2 separate regions of the Homo sapiens genome follow, and region 1 is linked to region 2. A link is an interaction called in ENCODE POLR2A ChIA-PET data of the cell type or tissue named here. Cell type or tissue: PC-9. All regions are shown on one strand. Each heading gives the region's core, and the rest is flanking DNA. Links, peaks and the distances in the headings are about the cores only. Region 1 holds the start of NUDC (nuclear distribution C, dynein complex regulator). Region 2 holds the start of LOC124904813 (small nucleolar RNA U13).

What was found. Peaks named below come from ENCODE experiments on the same cell type or tissue, not always from the same donor. Only the 100,000 strongest peaks of a DNase experiment are listed, where the experiment ranks them.
Region 1: POLR2A ChIA-PET joins it to region 2 with 13 read pairs; 2 of 35 experiments call an interaction of 5 or more read pairs at or near these places.

The regions. Positions count from the first base shown.
Region 1 is chr1:26,915,371-26,926,542 of GRCh38, reverse strand. NUDC (nuclear distribution C, dynein complex regulator) reads right to left here and starts at 4,800. Exons shown (of 9, transcript NM_006600.4): 1 at 4,614-4,800; 2 at 2,377-2,454. The coding sequence starts at 4,694. RefSeq lists enhancers at 3,992-4,533, 4,654-4,773, 10,601-11,101 and silencers at 4,904-5,053, 7,749-7,949. In PC-9, for the core only: no CTCF peak of the experiment used is centred there; DNase peaks (open chromatin) are centred at 3,452 and 4,912; H3K4me3 peaks cover 2,158 bases; H3K27ac peaks cover 764 bases.
Region 2 is chr1:26,638,570-26,649,741 of GRCh38, reverse strand. LOC124904813 (small nucleolar RNA U13) reads left to right here and starts at 7,353; the gene lies at 7,353-7,456. In PC-9, for the core only: no CTCF peak of the experiment used is centred there; no DNase peak of the experiment used is centred there.

The sequences.
Region 1 (11,172 bases), core at 1,832-9,831, 280 kb before region 2:
TGTAAGTTTGCGGCATGAGGTTTTACAGGTAGTCTGACCCACAGAAAGGCCAGAGGTGTTAGTGACAATACAGAAAAAATATCTGAGCTAGAAGGGGTCTACTTTCTCCCATTTTACAGATGTAAAGATGGAAAGAACCAGAGCATTGCTGGGAACTCGACTAGGTGACAAAGCTAGACCAAGAACCTGGGACTCCTACTCTTAGGTAATGTGTCTATGACAGAGTGGCCTCAGACATTCAGGACACATTAAAGAGTTTACCAACTTGTTAGAATCCTGAAGCCACAGAAAACGGTTTGCAAAGAACGTCTACGTCTCCTTCTTATTATGTCTCTTGTTTATGTCTATTATAAAGATAATGGCGCCGGGCGTGGTGGCTCACGCCTGTAATCTCAGCTACTCAGGAGGCTGAGCACAATAATTGCTTGAACCCAAGAGGCAGACATTGCAGTGAGCCAAGATCGCACCATTGCACTCCAGCCTGGATAAAAAGAGCGGGACTCCGTCTCAAAAAAAAAAAAGGCTGGGCATGGTGGCTCACACCTGTAATCCCAGCACTTCGGGAGGCCAAGGCAGGCAGATCACCTGAGGTTGGGAGTTCAAGACCAGCCTGGCCAACATGGTGAAACCCCATCTCTACTAAAAATACAAATATTATCCAGGCGTGGTGGTGCATGCCTGTAATCCCAGCTACTCAGGAGGCTGAGGCAGGAGAATTGCTTGAACTCGCAAGGCGGAGGTTGTGGTGAGCTGAGATCGTGCCATTGCACTGCAGCCTGGGCAACAGAGTGAAACTCTGTCTCAAAAAAAAAAAAAAAAAAAAATTCCTCATGATATAACAATTTTCAAAAGTATAATTACAACTTTAAGGAATCAGAAAGAAGTTCAAGGTCTCAGAATCAATACTACAAAACAGAAATCCTTAAACTCTGAGTCACAGCATCTGGGAAGACATGCCTCTGAGTATTTCTAAATTTATTTCTTTTTTTTTTTTTTTTTTTTTTGAGACGGAGTCTCACTGTTGCCCAGGCTGGAGTGCAATGGCGCGATCTCGGCTCACTGCAAGCTCCGCCCCCCGGGGTTCACGCCATTCTCCTGCCTCAGCCTCCAGAGTAGCCGGGACTACAGGCGCCCGCCACCTCGCCTGGCTAATTTTTTGTGTTTTTAGTAGAGACGGGGTTTCACCGTGTTAGCCAGCATGGTCTCGATCTCCTGACCTCGTGATCCGCCAGCCTCGGCCTCCCAAAGTGCTGGGATTACAGGCGTGAGCCACCGCGCCCGGCCTTCTAAATTTATTTCTAAGCATCAGTTTCTAATATTTGCCCAGTCTCATCTCCTAGGTTATTAGTTAAAACCTCCTCAGGCCGGGTGCAGTGGCTCACACCTGTACTCCCAGCGCTTTAGGAGGCCGAGGTGGGTGGATCACTTGAGGTCAGGGGTTCGAGACCAGCCTGGCCAACATGGTGAAACCTCATCTCTACTAAAAATACAAAAATTAGCCAGGCATGGTGGCGCCTGCCTGTAATCCCAGCTACTTGGGAGGCTGAGGCACAAGAATCACTTAAACCCAGGAGGCGGAGGTTGCAGTGAGCCTAGATTATGCCACTGCACTCCAGCCTGCGCAACAGAATGAGACTCCATTTCAAAAAATAAAATAAAATAAAATAAATAAAAGTAAAAATAAAACCTCCTGGCCAGGCACAGTGGCTTATACCTGTAATCCCAGCACTTTGGGAGGCCGAGGCGGGTGGATCATGAGGTCAGGAGTTCGAGACCAGCCTGGCCAATATGATGAAACCTCGTCTCTATCAAAATACAAAAATTAGCCAGGTGTGGTGGCGGGCGCCTGTAATCCCACTTACTCAGGAGGCTGAGGCAGGAGAATTGCTTGAACCCAGGAGGCGAAAGTTGCAGTGAGCCGACATTGCGCCACTGCGCTTCAGCTTGGGTGACAAAGCAAGACTCTGTCTCAGAAAATAAATAAATAAATAAAACCTCCTCATTGGAAAAGGAACTGAGAGGCACTGTGTCGGGGCAGAGGACAGGTTTACAACAGACTGGTTTCAACCCTGGTTCTCCCACAGCTCAGCTCAAGACTTTGGATAAGGTGCAAAATTCTCTTGAGCCAATTTCCTCAATGGGGATAGTTAACACCTGCCCCTCTTGTAGAACTGCAAAAGTCATGGGAAATAAGGTAGATAGAGGGCTGAGCAAGGAGTGGAGCTTGAAGAAATGACAGCTTCCTTCCCTTCCCCAATTCCTCACCTTTGGCATTTCGCTTCTGCTGAAAGTTACTATTATGCCAAAGAAAGGCCAGGTGAGCTTTTCTTCTGAAGAGACAGAGCCGCCCAAAGGACAGTGGTTTCCAACACTTACCTTCTCTGCCATCCCTTCTTCTCCTCCAATGAAAAAGTCTGTTTTGCGTCGAAGGAAGCTGAAGAAGGTGTTCACAAGCTGAAAGAGGGGGAGAAGATTAAAGTAGTAGAGCTGCATTTGGGAGCCCTTCAACTGCACACAAGTCAACTTGTTTTGTCTAGGAGGGAACTTGGGACTTGACTATTTTTCCTCTGAGCTTCCCAACTGAGGAGATTATCTCCCCAGCAGGTTCTCTTAGTCACTTCCACCATGAAGCAGATTTCTCATATCCTGTGTGTGTGTGCGCCTTTCACTTTCCTTGTGATGCTAGAAGCAGCCTAAGCGTATGGAACACTCCTCTGCATCCAGGGCATGAAAAGCCTGGGCCCAGCTTTCCTCTCCAGAAAGTAAAAAGCCCATCAAGACACTGGCTCACACCTATAATCCCAGTACTTCAGGAGGCTCAGGTGGGCGGGTCACTTGAGGTCAGGAGTTCAAGACCAGCCTGGCCAACATGGTGAAACCCCGTCTCTACTAAAAACACAAAAATTAGCTAGATTACAGGTGGTGGGCACCTGTAATCCCAGCTACTTGGGAGGCTGAGGCAGAGAATCACTTGAACCCGGGAAGCAGAGGTTGCAGTGAGCCAAGATCGTGCCACCGCACTCCAGCCTGGGTGAGAGACTCTTGTCTAAACAAAAAAAAAGACACTGGCTAAGTTACCGGGTCAAAGCAAGAAGGAGGAGAGCAAATGAAGCCACTTCAAAGGAGGATAAGATGGATTAATTCTGGCTGGAGTACAAGTGTAGCCAACGGTTTGAGTATCAGATGGACATATATTACCTTTTGACTTTGCAGAAGTTTCTTAACTCTGTACAACAGGAATAAGATGCAGTACCTATTTCTAGGGACCTGGTGAGGATCATGAGGTCAAGGAGGTGAGGCCTTTAGCAATGTATGGCACAGAGCAAGAGACCCACTGGCAGAGGGTAAACACCTTACAAATAGGAACCATGAACCATGGCTTAGTCTGTCTGCCACCTGCAATGCTGGGCACCAGATATGGCTAAAGGTACATAATCAGTAAAATTCTTGCTGAATGAAACAATCTAGTGGTGACTCAAGGTCAGCACACACAAACCCTTTATTTGCCCAAGAGTGGGTCTAAATCTGATTAAATCTGATGCTAGAACATATCTCAATGGTTTCCGTTCTTGCTTCTAGACAGTTTTTCAATTTGCTCAAAAATGAACTCGCTCCCAAATCCAGTTTTGTGCGAACAGTTTAGAGGAATGGAGACAGGAAGGCTTTTCACACTTGCAAATGAGAAACACTCTCCCCACCACAAAGGGCTTAGAAGTCCTTGGTCACCAGACACCTAGGTTACATAGGAATAGAAAGTTCAATGGAAACCTACCTCCAGTAAGACACAATCAGCCATGGACTCTGGGAAGCACACTGACCTGTCTAGGTGAGAACCATGTTGCATGATCTAGGCAAATCCTTGCCACTTCTCTGGCTCTGAGAATGAGAGTTCTGATCCTGACAGACTTTTCTACCGTTAACTTTGTGTTTGTTCCAAAAAAACCAACTCCAGAATCTGTAACAGTTGGCCCTTATTGTCGAGTGTGGGACACACATCAATCACACGACAAATACTTGTTGAATGAAAAAGCCTTATTACTGAGAACTTACGGTTCTTAACTACTCTCTGGAAACCGGTATTCGCAGCTGTCTCACAGATAAGGAAACTCAGGCTTGGAGAGATGTAAAGGTTCCAAGTTGGTAGGTGGTGGAAACTAATCGTGAACACAGGCCTCCTATTCCCCCATTCAAGGCCTAACAAGACCACGTGCTAACATCAGCCCGCTCCCCTACCACACACATTCGACGGCTCGCCCCAAGCCTTGGTGGATCCAAATCACGATATTTGCGACGGTTCTTACTAAGGGATGCTCCTTGGAAGCCGCCATCAAAGTGGAAACGGGGGTGGGGGCATATGTGAAACTAAAGGGGGATCCTAAGCTCAGGGATGCGATAATTTGCTACTACTGAGGGGCGCCGGGGGCCCGGGACTGATGCGAACCGGGTGAGACCTGCTGGCGGGTGGCCAGGCCGGAAGCTGGGCGCAGTGAGAATGTAGGGGCATCCCAGAAGCCCGCGAGCCGCTGGGGTGGGTCTCAGCCCTCGAAGGCAGAGAAGGGCGGAAGGAGCGTGGCCAAGGCCGCCGGGTGGGCCGACGCCGCGCGGGCCGTTACCTCCTGCACGCCGCCCTCGTGCTGCTGAGCCATGGCCAGCAACATGCCGTCGAACCGCTCCTCCTCCTGCTCTCCGCCCATCGCGCCGGCTCCGATCCACGTCCCGGAGCTCTGCACTCTAGTCCCGCGCTCTCTACGCTCCTGCGGGTCGCGCCGGGCCCAACGACTCTAGTCGTCCGCCTTCCGCAGCGGAGCCGGAAACACGCACGCGCGCGGCTGCCCAGGCCCGCCTCCACCTCCTCTCTTCCCGCCTTCCTCCCGGTTTGCGGCCATTGACCGTGCGGCAAGCAACCCGCTTCGCCGACCATTGGTCGACATTCGGAGCCAATCAACAAGCGCGTCCACGAAGCGGTAGGCGGAGCCGTGGGCCCGAGAGTTTGGCATGAGTTGCTATGGTCACCCGATGCCGTGGAGACTTCTAGAAAGCCCTGGACTCAAATCTGGCAGGGTTGGAAGTTAAAAAGGGACAAGTTTTGCCCCTCTCCCTTGCTAGCGACCCCCCCAGCTTGTAGAGCAGTGAAGCTGAAAGTAGCCTTACTCATCTCTTCCAATCCTAGAAGGGACTTACCACAGGACAGCCTCCTCCTCATCGACCTCACTGCGTACTTGACTAGGGCCAGCTTCATGGGAGTACAAATTGCAGTCGCACAGCACCCAGGCTTAGAAAGGCTCCACGCTTGATTTCATGGCCTTCTGTTATAGTCTTGAAATTCTTAATAATTTTGGAATAAGGAGACCCACATTTTCATTTTGCACTGGGCCCAGGAAATTATGACAGGTGCTGAAATTGACCTTCACTTCTGTTAATGCGGGGACAGGACCCAGCCATCCAAGCTAATCCCTCCACTTGTGCAATGAATCTCATCATCTTAGTCTTTTCAGGAACTCTATCCCTGTTAATTATCCCTTTTTTTAGCTTATGCATCACAAATATCTTTCTTCTTCCCTTCAATTTACAAACACGCTTTAATATCTTTTTGTTTGTTTTTAGAGATGGGGTTCTTGCATTGTCACCCAAGCTGGAGTGCAGTGGCACCATCTTGGCTTACGGCAGCCTTGAACTCCTGGACTCAAGCCATCTTCCCCACTTCAGCCTCCAGAGTAGCTGGGACTACAGGCTCACATCACCACGCCCTGCTGTTTTTTTTTTTTTGTTTTTTGTTTTTTGTTTTTTGGTAGAGATGGAGTCTGTGTTGCCCAGGCTAAGTCTCAAACCCTGGTCTCAAGCACTCCTCCTGCCTCAGCCTCTCAAAGTGCTGGGATTACAGGTGTGAGCCACCATGCCCAGCCCTGTTTTTATATTATTATTCCATGGCCCCACTTTCTTCTGCTGCTACCTCTCCAATTTTCAGCTCTCATTTGCAGCAAACTTGTTTGCTTGTTTTTCTACTCCCTCACCTCCCATCTCTCTACAGTATATTCTAGTCTATCTATTCTTCTTTTTTTTTTTAGACCAAGTCTCACTCTGTTGCCCAGGCTGGAGTGCAGTGACACGATCTCAGCTCACTGCAACCTCTGCCTCCCAGGTTTAAGTGATTCTCAGCCTCCCAAGTAGCTGGGATTACAGGCACCACTACGCCTAACTAATTTTTTTTTGTATTTTTAGTAGAGGGGTTTTCACCATGTTGGCCAGGCTCGTTTCAAACTCCTGACCTCAAGTGATCCACCTGCCTCGGCCTCGCAACGCGCTAGGATTACAGGCATGAGCCACTGCGCCCGGCCTGTTCTAGTCTATTTTTTAAAGGCTCTGATATGGTTACAGTGCTACATATTGCCAAAGCCAATGAACCACTATTATCTTACTCAACTTCTCAGGTGCATTTGACACAGTTGACGCCTTCTTCTTTCCTTTTTTCCTTTAGGTTTCTCTTTTGGTTGGAATTGCGTGTTCCCCACTTCAGACTAGAGACTTCTCCCTTTAGATTAGAGATTCCTGGAGTTGATCTGTGTCTTCTCCCTCAGACTGAGGGCTCTTGAGGGCAGGGCCTTGCACTTGCACGGGCCCATCCTAGGCACTGGGAGCAACCCCAGCAATGTCTTCATAGCGTCAAATACATATTTTTTTTTCTTTTAACATGCAAAAGCAAAATTCTAAAATTGCAATTGGTTAAGACTACTATTTCTTCCCACTCTATCTCACTTTCCCTTGAATCAGGTGATATCAGAGATGCCATGAGGATTTGGTGATCCAGCTAAGGTGAAGTTGAGTTGGAAATACACTCAGTTTGGATTGATTTGGTGGGATATAGCTGGGTGGCTGGCAGTCACTTTTGTGTATAGTTAAGTCATTGTGAGCTGTCCTGGTGTGTGGAAAGGGCTTCCAGGAATATTCCTACCATTTGCTGTACCTCATGACCCTTGCTGTACAGGATCAGAAGTCTTATCCCAATATAAATGATTCCCAGGACAACTGGAAGTATGTGAGCAGTGAAAGAAACAAGTTTATGTGTGGAACAAGAAGCAGATCCAGGCCGACTGCGGAGGCTCATGCCTGTAATCCCAACACTTGCAAAACATAGCAACACAGCAAAACCCTGTCTCTACAAAACAATTTAAAAATTAGCGGAGTTAAATAACGAGTTGATGGGTGCAGCACACCAACATGGCACATGTATACATATGTAACAAACCTGCACGTTGTGCACATGTACCCTAGAACTCAAAGTATAAAAAAAAAAATTAGCGGGGCATGGCAGTGGGAGCCTGTAATCCCAGCTACTCAGAAGGCTGAGATGGGAGAATCACTTGAGCCTGGGAGGTCAAGGCTGCAGTGAGCTGTGATCACGCCACTGCACTTCAGCGTGGGTGACAAAGCCAGACCCTGTCTCAAACAAAGGAAAAAAAAAAAAAGTAGCTGGATGTGGTATTTCATGCCTGTAATCCCAGCACTTTAGGAGGCCGAGGCAAGTGGATCACTTGAGGCCCAGAGTTCAAGAGCAGCCCGGCCAACATGGTGAAACACCATCTCTACTAAAAATACAAAGATTAGTTGGGTGTGGTGGTGTGCGCCTGTAATCCCAGCTACACGGGAGGCTGAGGTAGAAGAATCACTTAGGCTGGGTGCAGTGGCTCACGCCTGTAATCTTATCACTTTGGGAGGCTGAGGCAGGTGGATCACCTGAGGTCGGGAGTTCGAGACCAGCCTGCCTAACATGGTGAAACCCCATCTCTACTAAAAATACAAAAACTTAGCCAGGCATAGTGGTGGGAACCTGTAATCCCAGCTACTTGGGAGGCCGAGGCAGGAGAATCTCTTGAATCTGGGAGGTGGAAGTTGTAGCGAGCCGAGATTGTGCCATTGCACGCCAGCCTGGGCAAGAAGAGCAAAACTCCATCTCAAAAAAAAAAAAAAAAAAAGCTGGGTGCGGTGGCTCATGCCTGTAATCTCAGCACTTTGGGAGGCCAAGGCGGGCAGATCATGAGGTCAGGAGTTCGAGACCAGCCTGGCCAAAATGGTAAAACCCCATCTCTACTAAAAAATACGAAAAATCAGCTGGGCTTGGTGGCAGGCGCCTGTAGTCCCAGCTACTCAGGAGGCTGAGGCAGGAGAATTGTTTGAACCTGGGAGGCGGAGGTTGCAGTGAGCCGAGATTGGGCCTCTGGGCCTGGGTGACAGTGAGACTCCGTCTCAAAAAAAAAAAAAAAAAAAAGAATCACTTGAACCCTGAGGCAGAGGTTGCAGTGAGTCAAGATCACTCCACTGCGCTCCAGCAGCTGGGGGATACAGCATGACCCTGTCTCAAAAAAAAAAAAAAAAGATAAATCAAGAATAATGGACACCAGATTCCTCGGTGTGAAAGACAGGAAGTATAAATACACAAGGGGCAAAAACTAGAATGAACCCCATGATATGAGCTTGGAATTGGAGATGATAGTCTGAATTCATGTTGTTTAGTATGTATAATTATAGAAATAAATATAATTGTAAATGTGTGTGTGTGTGTGTGTGTGTGTGTACACATTCATTAGCTCTAGGAAGGACTGGGAGTAGTGACCCTCATAACAATGAACAGTTCTGGTTTCTTCTTCTTTTTTTTTTTTTTGAGACGCAGTCTCACTCTTGTCGCCTAGGCTGGAGTGCAGTGGTGGGATCTTGGCTCACTGCAACTTCCGCTTCCCAGGTTCAAGCGATTCTCCTGCCTCAGCCTCCCAAGTAGCTGGGATTACAGGTATGCACCACCATGTCTGGCTAATTTTTGTATTTTTAGTAGAGACAGTTTTACCATGTTGGCCAGGCCGGTCTCAAATTCCTGGCCTCAAGTGATCCGGCCACCTCAGCTTCCCAAAGTGCTGAGATTACAGGCGTGAGCCACCATGCCCAGGTGGTTTCTTTTATTTATTTATTTTTATTTATTATTAGTATTTTTAGAAAGAGTCTCACTGTGTCTCACCCAGTCTAGGCTGCAGTGGCATGATCTCAGCTCACTGAAACCTCTGCCTCCTGGGTTCAAGCGATTCTCCTACCTCAGCCTCCCGAAAAGCTGGGACTACAGGCGTGCACCACCATACCCAGCTGATTTTTGTATGTTTAGTAGAGATGGAGTTTTGCCATGTTGGCCAGGCTGGTCTCGAACTCCTGACCTCAGGTGATCCATCCGCCTCGGCCTCCCAAAGTGCTGGGATTACAGGTGTGAACCCCCACATCCAGCCCTATTATTATTATTATTATTTTGAGACAAGGTCTCACTCCGTTGCCCAGTCTGGAGTGCAGTGGCACTATCTTGGCTCCCTGCAACCTCTGCCTCCCAGGTTCAAGCTATCCTCCCGCTTCAGCCTCTCTAGTAGCTGGGACTACAGGGGCATGCCACCATGTCTGACTCATTTTTGTATTTTTAGAAGAAACAAGATTTCACCATGTTGGCCAGGCTGGTCTCGAACTCCTGACCTCAGGTGATCTGCCTGTCTTGGTCTCCCAAAGTGCTGGGGATTACAGGCGTGAGCCACCACGCCTGATTTTTATTTATTTATCTATTTTTAGTCAGGGTCTCACTCTGTTGCCCAGGCTAGAGTGCAGTGGCATGATCACAGCTCACTGCAGCCTTGCCCTCCTGGATTCAAGCAATCCTCCCACCTTAGTCTTTCGAGTAGCTGGAACTATAGGTGTGCACTACCTACCTAGCTAATTTTTGTATTTTTTTGTAGAGATGGGGTTTCACCATGTTTCCAAGCTGGTCTTGAGCTCCTGGGCTCAAGCAGCTCACCCACTGCAGCCCCCAAAGTCCAGATTACAGGTGTGAGCCACCGTGCCCGGCCAGTTCTTGGTTTTTTAGTATGATTCTAGTGCCTACTTCATGCTTTCTAAATATTATTTTCCACTAAAAGATTAAATCAGAGCTCTTTGGAGTATTGGTTGATTCCAGGGGCTGGAAAAGTTGATATCTTGCTATACCAGAAAGCAAGTGTTCCAGGAATTATGGAAGCAGGCCAAAATGACACAGACACCAGCTTGAAAGGGTTCCCATTGACCACATTGATCAAATAAATATAAATATTCAGGGTCTAAGGGGAGGTTTTGTGTGTGGGGTTTTTTCGTTTTTTTTTAGACAGAGTCTTGCTCTGTCTAGAGCAAGGCAGGAGGGCAGTAACACAGTCATAACTCACTGTAGCCTTGAAGTCCTGGGCTCAAACCATCCTCTTGCCTCAGCCTCTCAAGTAGTTGGGACTACAGATATGCCCCACCACACTGGCTAATTTTTTTTTTTTGGTAGAGATGAGGTCTCACTGTGTTGACCAGGCTGATCTTGAACTCCTGAAGCCTCAAGTGATCCTCCCACCTCAACTTCCCAAAGTGCTGTGATTACAGGCGTGAGCCACCGTAACCGAGTGTGTATTCTATTCTTAAAGAGGGTCCTCCAAATCGTAACCTTCAGGCCCCATAAAACCAATATCCACCTCCAGAAATTCTTGTCACTGTTTTAAAAATGAGGAAACTGAGGCACAGAAAGAGAAAGTGATTTGCCCAAGGTCACTCAGCTAAGTGAAGCAGGATTTGAACCCAGCCAGTCTGACTCCAGAGTCTGCTTCAAGGGGACACTGTGAGAATTCAGTGAGATTTAAAAACATGAAAGGAACTTTATAAATTTAAGGATTAAGACTAATAATCAAATGAAAGAGGTGTGCCTGTTTGTCCACTGGTGCTCAGCTCCACAGAGGAAAGGGGCAGAAAAATCCTCCTACCGTATGCCAGAAACCACTTGGAATTTAACAACCAGGACCTCATTTTGTCCCCATGGCAGCCCTACAGCCAGGCATTATTGTCCCAGGGAGGCTTATCGAGGTTCAAGGATCAACCCAAGTCACATAACCAAAAAGTGATGGATTCTGGAGCAGATGCCAGGGCTAGTGATGCCAGAGCCTCTCTCTCCCCATCCAGGGCACCAGGCTGCCCAACAGCATGCAGCAGAAGGCTTGCCACACTGGACTGGCCAAGGTCCAGGAACATGACACAACCAAGGGCCTCTCCACCTTCTCTCATCCCCTGTGCTCCACCATCTGAGAAAGATGCCCGGGACAGAGGAGCCACGTGGCAGCAGAGCAACACTTCTGCCCAGATCACAAG
Region 2 (11,172 bases), core at 1,743-9,742:
AGGCTGGAGTGCCGTGGCGCCATCTCGGCTCACTGCAACTCCGGCCTCCCAGGTTCACGCGATTCTCTTGCTTCAGCCTCCTGAGTAGCTAGGATTATAGACACCCACCACCATGCTTGGCTAGTTTTTTTGTATTTTTAGTAGAGACAGAGTTTCACCATGTTGGCCAGGCTGACCTCAAGTGACTTGCCTACCTCGGCCTCCCAAAGTGCTAGGATTATAGGCATGAGCCACCGTGCCCGGAATGAATCCTTTCATGACTCCCAGAGGCAGAATTCAACGTATCTACCACTGAATTCACATAGCTCAGAGTTACATTATAAAGTGCTATAAAAATAATGGTTTCTGATCAGGCATGATGGCTCACACCTGAAATCCCAGCACTCTGGGAGGAGTTTGAGACCAGCTTGGGCAACCTTGTCTCTACAAAAGAAAAAAAATTTAATTAAAAAATTAGCTGAGCGTAGTGGCGTGCACCTGTAGTCCCACCTACTGGGGAGGCTGAGGTGGGAGGACTGCTTGAGCCCGGGAGGTTGAGGCTGCAGTGAGCCATGATCACGCCACTGTACTCTAGCCTGTGTAACAGAATGAGAGTCTGTCTCAAAGAAAAAAAAAATAGTTTTCGTTAATATTGTGGTGTAATATTTTTATAGCAAACAACAGAAAAATCATCTTGAAATATCTCTTTTTTTTTTTTTTTGAGACGGAGTTTCTCTGTCGCCCAGGTTGGAGTGCAGTGGCGCGATCTCGGCTCTCTGCAGGCTCCGCCCCCCGGGGTTCACGCCATTCTCCTGCCTCAGCCTCTGGAGTAGCTGGGACTACAGGCGCCCACCACCTCGCCCGGCTGATTTTTTGTATTTTTAGTAGAGACGGGGTTTCACCGTGTTAGCCAGGATGGTCTCGATCTCCTGACCTCGTGATCCACCCGCCTCGGCCTCCCAAAGTGCTGGGATTACAGGCGTGAGCCACTGCGCCCGGCCTCGAAATATCTTAAACAATTAAGGGAATTTAGTCATCAGCTGAAAATTCAGGCAAAGCTTTGTCCTCAGTGTTAAGGCTCAATGATGTTACCAAAGACCTGGTTTCTTTCCATTTCTCCTTCTGAAATATTTGATATCCCTAAATTTGTGTGTGTGTGTGTGTGTGTGTGTGTGTGTGTGTGTGTGTGTGTGTGTGTGTGTTGGAGACAGAGTCTCCCGCTGTCGCCCAGGCTGGAGTGCAATGGCGCAATCTCAGCTCACTGCAACATCCGCCTTCGGCGTTCAAGCAATTCTTCTGCCTCAGCCTCCTGAGTAGCTGGGATTACAGGCACCCACCCCGCACCCAGCTAATTTCTGTATTTTTAGTAGAGACAAGTTTTCACCATGTTGGCCAGGCTGGTTTCGAACTCTTGACTTCAGGTGATCCACCTGTCTCGGCCTCCCAAAGTGCTGGGATTACAGGCGTGAGCCACCACGCCCGGCGCCTAAATTTGTTCTTTTGTGACGTCAGTATGGTTACAGCAGCTTCTAGAAGGGCTATCTGTGTTTTCTTCACCTCAAATAGGAAGATAATATCTCTCAAGGAAACTCCTTCAGAATAACAAGAAAGTATGCTTTCCAGAAGCCCCAGCAAAGGTCTTTTTATATCTCACTGGCCTGAATTAAGGTCACCTGTTCATCACTGATCTAGTCAATGTCTATGGGGATAAGCGTGTGCCGGGCTTAAGCCAAGTTACCCCTGGATGTAAGAGTGGAGTCAGCTTCCTTATGTGGTTACACATAAGAGAATACGCATCCTGTTACTAAGAGGAAAGAGAAAGACTGTTGGGCAGTCAAAACCAACAAAAATTCACTGCATGATGCTGACCACATTCAACTACTTCTGTATTAATACTTTGGTTAGTACACTAATGAAAATTTCTGTATAAATTAATATTCACACAAAAACTTGTACATGAACATTCATGGCATCAATATTTTTTGTTTGTGTGTCCATTTTTTAACTCAAAGACTTTGTTTTATTACAGTGCATAGACTGGGATCGATGGGAAGATGTAGATGTCGTGGGCAACCATGGTTAGCATCGTTAGCCCATCCCCATCGTCATGAATGTATCAAAGATGCCTCTACTCTGCATCATGGTTTTCCCAATGCCGCCCATCACCTCCTGATCCTGCATCCCAATCCTGAGACAGAGGGTGCTGAGGAGCACCGTGGCCACCATGGCCACTGTTCAACCCATTATCAAAGCCTATCTCCATGCAGTCAAAGCAGCCTGGCTGAGACTGTCCCTAGGGACCCACAACCACTGGCATCTCGCTCTCAGCCTTGGTCGCTCAGCTCTCCATAGCATTGAATTCATAATAGCCAAAAAGTGGAAACAATTCTAGGGTCCATCAGCTGATGGATAAACAAAATGTGACATAGCCACAAAATGGAATATTATTCAGCAATAAAAACGAGTGAAATACTGATACCTGCTATAACATGCATGGAACTGAAAACATTATGCTAAGTGAAAGAAGCCAGTCACACCAGGCCACAAATTGTGTGACTTATTTTATATAAAATATGTACAAAGTAGATTAGTGATCACCAGAGGCTAAAGGAATAGGGTTTAGGGCATGACTGCTAATGAGTAGAGGGTTTTCTTTGGGGGTGAAAGAATGTGCTGGAATTAGGTAGTGGTGTGAATATACTCAAATCACTGGATTGTGCACTTTATTTTATTTATTTATTTTTGAGACAGAGTCCCAGTGAGTTGCCCAGGCTGGAGTACAGTGGCGTGCTATTGGCTCACTGCAACCTCTGCCTCCTGGGTTCAAGTGATTCTCGTGCCTCAGCCTCCCAAGTAGCTGGGATTACAGGCATGTGCCACCATGTCCGGCAAATTTTTGCATTTTTAGTAGAGACAGGATTTTCCACGTTGGTCAAGCTGGTCTCAAACTCGTGGCCTCAAGTGATCTGCCTGCCTCAACCTCCCAAAGTGGTGGGATTACAGGCATGAGCCACTGCGACTGGCCCTCTTTTTTCTTTTTTCTTTTTTTTTTTTTGAGACGGAGTTTCGCTCTTGTTGCCCAGGTTGGGGTGCAATGGCGCAATCTTGGCTTACCGCAACCTCTGCCTCCCAGGTTCAAGCCATTCTCCTGCCTCAGCCTCCCAAGTAGCTGGGATTACAGGCATGTGCCACCATGCCTGGATAATTGTTTTCGTATTTGTAGTAGAGACGGGGTTTCTCCATGTTGGTCAGGCTGGTCTCAAACTCCCGACCTCAGGTGATCCGCCAGGCTTGGCCTCCCAAAGGGCTGGAATTACAGGAGTGAGCCACCACGCCAGGCCTATTGTCGTTTTTTGGAGACAGAGTCTTGCTCTGTTGCCTAGACTGGAGTGCAGTAGCACGATCTTGGCTCACTGCAACCTCTGACTCCTGGGTTCAAGTGATTCTCCTGCTTCAGCCTCCCCAGTACCCACCATCACACCCATCTAATTTTTGTATTTTTTGTAAGGATGGCATTTCACCGTGTTGGCCAGGCTGGTCTCGAACTGCTGACCTCAACTAATCCGCCCGACTCAGTCTCCCAAAGTGCTAGAATTACAGGCGTGAGCTACCACGCCCGGCCTAAAGAACATTTATTGATCACACTACTGGTTAAGTGGTGCAAAAGAAACACACAACTTTTTATCTACACAGTTCTATAATTTTTATGAAAATCAGGGACCTTGAACATACATCATGTTTAATAAGGAATCAAAGCAATTGCTAACAAATTCAGAGCATTCCTCTGGACTCCTTCAACCGGTTCTAACAGTTGCTCTCCAAGGTAGAGATGGCAAAATGTTGTGATTACCAAGGAGCCACCTTTGAGAAAGATTAAGAGGGCAGTGTGGCCAGATAGGCCATCAGCAATACATTTCATCAGAATAAGGGAAGAGGATGCATCTGTTTAACCATATTCCCAAAAAAGTAGAGACTGGAAAGAAAAACAGAGAGAAAGCCAATAGTGTTAGCAGCTCTTTCAGGGGGAACAAAAAGAGAAGATGAAGTGTGACCAAGTGTACAAAGCTGGAAGGATGCAAGAAAAAATTGCCATCTAGTAGTTGCTTCAGCTCTTTTTTTTTTTTTTTTTTACATATTTCAACTGTTTTATTTGCTTTCTGGGGTGTCAAATGTGAGCGCTCTCAGGGTCCAGCCCCAAGCAGTGTCCAGCAGATTCTTCTCCGCCCAAGGGTCCTGGACATGGAGGTTTCAGACAAAAGGCACTGGCTGGAGCTCTGGAAGTCAGGCAGAAGCCACCCTGAAGCTGGGGGTCTCAAGTCTGCCTTTGGGGAGAGAAAATACATTCACTTTGGCAGGATTGGTTTTTCACTTTTGGATGAGGTCAGGGTCTGAGTCCTCCCAGCTCTCCTTGTCTTGCAATGTGTTCTGCAGATCCTGGTGGCATTTCTGCAACTCCTGGAACCTGGAGACATATGGATCAGAGTGCTCATCCAAGGCAGGAACCCCAGAAGGTTCTCCCCGGGCAAAGGCAGGGCGCTCCACCCTCCAGGGTACCTCTGACAACATCAGTAATATCAGCAGCATCTGAGAGCAACGCCATGGCACAGGTCCTGGCCTGCGCGTGATGGTCCTGGTGCTGGTTGCTATCTAGTTGCTTCAACTTTAATGTGAATATATCCACTGTCTCTAGAGAAGGACCAGTAACCTAAAACTAAAGGAGAAACTAAATAAAAAGAATAATACAAGTTTACCAAAGACTAAATCACAAAGTGGATTTCCTTTTTTCCTAAATTAGCAATAGTGAGAAATGGCCGGGCGCAGTGGCTCACGCCTGTAATCCCAGCACTTTGGGAGGCCAAGGCGGGCGGATAAGAGGTCAGGAGATCGAGACCATCCTGGCCAACACGGTGAAACCCTGTCTCTACTAAAAATACAAAAAATTATCCGGGCGTGGTGGCAGGCACCTGTAGTCCCAGCTACTCGGGAGGCTGAGGCAGGAGAATGGCATGAAACTGGGAGGCGGAGCTTGCAGTGAGCCAAGATCGCAGTGAGCCACTGCACTCCAGCCTGGGCGACAGAGCAAGACTCTGTCTCAAAAAAAAAAAAAAAAAAAGCAACAGTGAGAAACTTCCAGTGTTCCAAAAGTACTAATTTAAACCATTTCTTTAATCCTTTGAAAGGCTTCTTTTTCACTAGTTGCTGCCGTTATCTCCCAGAAACATTAGTGACAACCCATGTGACTTTAATATAATTTCTCAAGGTCTGCATGGGAATTTTCAGTGTATTGTGTTCAAGAAACTCACCTGCTCCAACGCAATATTTGTAGCGAACTATAGAAATGATCCCTGAGGCCAGGTGTGGTGGCTCACATCTGTAATCCCCGCAGTTTGGGAGGCTGAGGTGGGCAGATCACTTGAGGTCAGGAGTTCAAGACCAGCCTGGCCAACATGGTAAAACCCCATCTCTACTAAAAATACAAAAATGAGCTGGGCATGGTGGTGGGCACCTGTAGTCTCAGCTACTCAGGAGGCTGAGGCATGAGAATCACTTGAACCTGGGAGGCGGAGGTGGTTGCAGTGAGCCAAGGTTGTGCCACTGCACTCCAGCCTGGGCGATAGAGCAAGACTCAGTCTCGAAAACAAAGAAGAAATGATCCCTGAAAGTATAGTCTTCAAACCAATATTTGTATTTTTGTACACAGAAAAAAAGTTTTGAAGCTTGGGGGTGGGCTAAAGAAAAGTGAAAATAGACAATACACTTTTTTTTTTTTTTTTTCTGAGACAGGGTCTTGCTCTGTCACCCAGGTTGAAGTGCAGCGGTGTGATCATAGCTCACTGCAGCCTCAACTTCCTGGGCTCAAGCAATCTGTTCACCTCCGATTTCTGAGTAGCTGGGACTACAGGCACACACCACCACACCCAGCTAATTTTTGTAGTTTTTGTACAGACAGGGTCTCATTATGTTATCCAAGCTGTAATACTTTTTTTTGTTTTTTTGAGCTCGTTCTGTCACCCAGGCTGGAGTACACTGGCGCGATCTCGGCTCACTGCAACCTCCACCTCCCTGGTTCAAGCAATTCCCCTGCCTCAGCCTCCTGAGTAGCTGGGATTACAGGTGCACGCCACCATGCCCGGCTAATTGTTTTTGTATTTTTTTTTTTTTGAAACGGAGTTTTGCTCTCGTTGCCTCGTTGCCTAGGCTAGTGGTGCAATCTCGGCTCACTGCAACCTCCACCTTCCGGTTTCAAGAGATTCTCCTGCCTCAGCCTCCCAAGTAGCTGGGATTACAGGCGCCCACCACCACGCCCAGCTAATTTTTTTGTATTTTTAGTAGAGACGGGGTTTCACCATGTTGGTCAGGCTGGTCTCGAACTGCTGACCTCGTGATCCGCCCGTCTCGGCCTCCCAAAGTGCTGGGATTACAGGTGTGAGCCACCGCACCTGGCCCTTTTTTTGTATTTTTAATAGAGACGGGGTTTCACCATGTTGGCCAGACTAGTCTTGAACTCCTGACCTCAGGCAATCTACCCGCCTCGGCCTCCTAAAGTGCTAGGATTACAGGCATGAGCCACCACACCCGGCCTGTAATAAATTTTTAAAGGCCTCTTTGGCAAATGTTTGGTAGATGAACAAACGGCTAGCAGTGAAGAATTGGGAGGGATATCAGGGACAGAGCAAGTGGCTGATTACCCTTTGAGCACACTCTTTTTTTTTTTTTTTTTTTGAGACAGGGTCTTACATTGTCACCCAGGATGGAGTGCAGTGGCACAATCTCGGCTCACTGTAGTCTTGATCTCCCAAGTTCAGGTGATCCCCTGCCTCAGCCTGCCCCCTAGTAGCTGGGACTACTGGTGTGAGCCACCACACCCGGTTAATTTTTGTAATTTTTTCTTTCTTTTTTTGAGACAGAGTCTTGCTCTGTCGCCCAGGCTGGAGTGCAATGGCATGATCTCAGCTCACTGCAACCTCCGCCCCCCAGGTTCAAGGGATTCTCGTGCCTCAGCCTCCCAAGTAGCTGGGTCTACAGTCATGTGCCACCACACCCAGATAATTTTTGTATTTTTAGTAGAGACGGGGTTTTGTCATGTTGGCCAGGCTGGTCTCGAACTTCTGGCCTCAAATGATCTGCCCGCCTCGGCCTCCCAAAGTGCTAGGATTACCCTACCAGCCAAATTTTTGTACTTTTTGTAGAGATGAGATTTCACTATGTTCCCCAGGCTGGTCTTGAACTCCAGAGCTTAAGCATCCCAAAGTGCTAGGGTTACAGGTGTGAATCACTGAGCCTGGCCTGAGCACATTCTTTATTGAACAAGTGGCCACTTATATAGTATTTTTGCCAAAAATATTTACCTTTAATTATAAAGAAATAATCAGATCATTTTGTAGTTCATAAGCATGATGATTGGGCATTCACATGGATGTGTGAAATGTGCCATCCACAAACATTGTTATGATGTTGGCACATTACCTGTCTGACATGAAAAAGAGGAAAAAGGGCTGGGCGCAGTGGCTCACGCCTGTAATCCCAGCACTTTGGGAGGCTGAGGCGGGCAGATCACGAGGTCAGGAGTTCGAGACCAGCCTGGCCAAGATGGTGAAACCCCATCTCTACTAAAAATACAAAAATTAGCCAGGTGTGGTGGCAGGCGCCTGTAATCCCAGCTACTTGGGAGGCTGAGGCAGGAGAATCGCTTGAACCCGGGAGGCGGAGGTTGCAGTGAGCCCAGGCAATGCCATTGCACTCCAGCCTAGGCAACAGAGTGAGACTCTGTCTCAAAAAAACAAAAACAAAAAACAAGGTAATAGTGTTTTTAAAACAATGTAAATATTATAAGCAGTAATCAGACAAAACTAATTCAAAGCTGTAGCTGAACTCTTTGCTTTCAAAGTTGAAAAGGAAATGAAAGCAATTTTTTGCAGGTAAATCAGTAAAATAAATACTATGGAAATGAGGAAAACATGGACTAATCAGTTCAATTCTGTAATGATATGTGACCAAATGGCATCTATGCAAGTGACAAATCACAAAATAAACCAACTAAAGAATAATCTTCAAATGTACTTTTAGTTCTTAGCTGCAAAGATGCTGGTCTGCATTCATGTGCATTGCTAATTTAAGAAAGAGAGCCTGGGCCAGGTGCGGTGGCTCACACCTGTAATCCCAGCGCTCTGGGAGCCCAGGGCTGGCATATCACCTGAGGTTGAGACTTTGAGACCAGCCTGACCAACATGGAGAAACCCCGTCTCTACTACAAATACAAAAACAATTATCCAGGCATGGTGGCGCATGCCTGTAATCCCAGCTACTTGGGAGGCTGAGGCAGGAGAATGGCTTGAACCTGGGAGGCAGAGGTTGCGGTAAGCCAAGATTGCACCATTGCACCCCAACCTGGGCAACAAGAGCGAAACTCCGTCTCAAAAAAAAAAAGAAAAAAAAAGAGGGCCAGTCGCGGTGGCTCACGCCTGTAATCCCACCACTTTGGGAGGTTGAGGCAGGCAGATCACTTGAGGCCACGAGTTTGAGACCAGCTTGACCAACATGGAAAATCCTGTCTCTACTAAAAATGCAAAAATTCGCCGGACATGGTGGCACATGCCTGTAATCCCAGCTACTTGGGAGGCTGAGGCACGAGAATCACTTGAACCCAGGAGGCAGAGGTTGCAGTGAGCCAATAGCACGCCACTGTACTCCAGCCTGGGCAACTCACTGGGACTCTGTCTCAAAAATAAATAAATAAAATAAAGTGCACAATCCAGTGATTTGAGTATATTCACACCACTACCTAATTCCAGCACATTCTTTCACCCCCAAAGAAAACCCTCTACTCATTAGCAGTCATGCCCTAAACCCTATTCCTTTAGCCTCTGGTGATCACTAATCTACTTTGTACATATTTTATATAAAATAAGTCACACAATTTGTGGCCTGGTGTGACTGGCTTCTTTCACTTAGCATAATGTTTTCAGTTCCATGCATGTTATAGCAGGTATCAGTATTTCACTCGTTTTTATTGCTGAATAATATTCCATTTTGTGGCTATGTCACATTTTGTTTATCCATCAGCTGATGGACCCTAGAATTGTTTCCACTTTTTGGCTATTATGAATTCAATGCTATGGAGAGCTGAGCGACCAAGGCTGAGAGCGAGATGCCAGTGGTTGTGGGTCCCTAGGGACAGTCTCAGCCAGGCTGCTTTGACTGCATGGAGATAGGCTTTGATAATGGGTTGAACAGTGGCCATGGTGGCCACGGTGCTCCTCAGCACCCTCTGTCTCAGGATTGGGATGCAGGATCAGGAGGTGATGGGCGGCATTGGGAAAACCATGATGCAGAGTAGAGGCATCTTTGATACATTCATGACGATGGGGATGGGCTAACGATGCTAACCATGGTTGCCCACGACATCTACATCTTCCCATCGATCCCAGTCTATGTACTGTAATAAAACAAAGTCTTTGAGTTAAAAAATGGACACACAAACAAAAAATACTGATGCCATGAATGTTCATGTACAAGTTTTTGTGTGAACATTAATTTATACAGAAATTTTCATTAGTGTACTAATCAAGGTATTAATACAGAAGTAGTTGAATGTGGTCAGCATCATGCAGTGGATTTTTGTTGGTTTTGACTGCCCAACAGTCTTTCTCTTTCCTCTTAGTAACAGGATGCGTATTCTCTTACGTGTAACCACATAAGGAAGCTGACTCCACTCTTACATCCAGGGGTAACTTGGCTTAAGCCCGGCACACGCTTATCCCCATAGACATTGACTAGATCAGTGATGAACAGGTGACCTTAATTCAGGCCAGTGAGATATAAAAAGACCTTTGCTGGGGCTTCTGGAAAGCATACTTTCTTGTTATTCTGAAGGAGTTTCCTTGAGAGATATTATCTTCCTATTTGAGGTGAAGAAAACACAGATGGCCCTTCTAGAAGCTGCTGTAATCATACTGACGTCACAAAAGAACAAATCTAGGTGCTGGGCACAGTGGCTCACGCCTGTAATCCCAGCACTTTGGGAGGCCAAGGCGGGTGGATCACGAGGTCAGGAGTCCAAGACCAGCCTGGCCAAGATGGTGAAACCCCGTCTCTACTAAAAATACAAAAATTAGCTGGCCGCAGTGGTGGGCACATGTAATCCCAGCTACTCAGGAGGCTAAGGCAGGAGAATCGCTTGAACACCAAAGGCAGAGGTTGCAGTGAGCTAAGATTGCGCCATTGCACTCCAGCCTGGGCGACAGAGCGAGACTCTGTCTCCAAAACACACACACACACACACACACACACACACACACACACACAGGAATATCAAATATTTCAGAAGGAGAAATGGAAAGAAACCAGGTCTTTGGTAACATCATCGAGCCTTAACACTGAGGACAAAGCTTTGCCTGAATTTTCAGCTGATGACTAAATTCTCTTAATTGTTTAAGATAGTTGGAGATGATTTTTCTGTTGCTTGCAATCAAAATATTACACCACATTATTAAAGAAACTTATTTTTTTTTCTTTGAGACAGAATGTCACTCTGTCACACAGGCTAGAGTATAGTAGCATGATCTTGGCTCACTGCAGCCTCAACCTCCCGGGCTCAAGCAATCCTCCCACCTCAGCCTCCCCAGTAGGTGGGGAGTAGGCACCCCAGTAGGCACCCCAGCAGGTGCACGCCACTAAGCTCAGCTAATTTTTTAATTAAATTTTTTTTTCTTTTGTAGAGACAAGATTGCCCAAGCTGGTCTCAAACTCCTGGGCTCAGGAGATTCTCCCACCTTGGCCTCCCAGAGTGCTGGGATTTCAGGTGTGAGCCATCATGCCTGATCAGAAACCATTATTTTTATAGCACTTTGTAATGTAACTCTGAGCTATGTGAATTCAGTGGTAGATACGTTGAATTCTGCCTCTGGGAGTCATGAAAGGATTCATTCCGGGCACGGTGGCTCATGCCTATAATCCTAGCACTTTGGGAGGCCGAGGTAGGCAAGTCACTTGAGGTCAGCCTGGCCAACATGGTGAAACTCTGTCTCTACTAAAAAAAAAAAAAAAAAAAAAAAAAAAAAAACTAGCTGAGCACGGTGGTGGGTGCCTATAATCCCAGCTACTCAAGAGGCTGAAGCAGGAGAATCACGTGAACCTGGGAGGCCAAGGTTTCAGTGAGCTGAGATGGCGCCACGACGGCACTCCAGCCTGGGC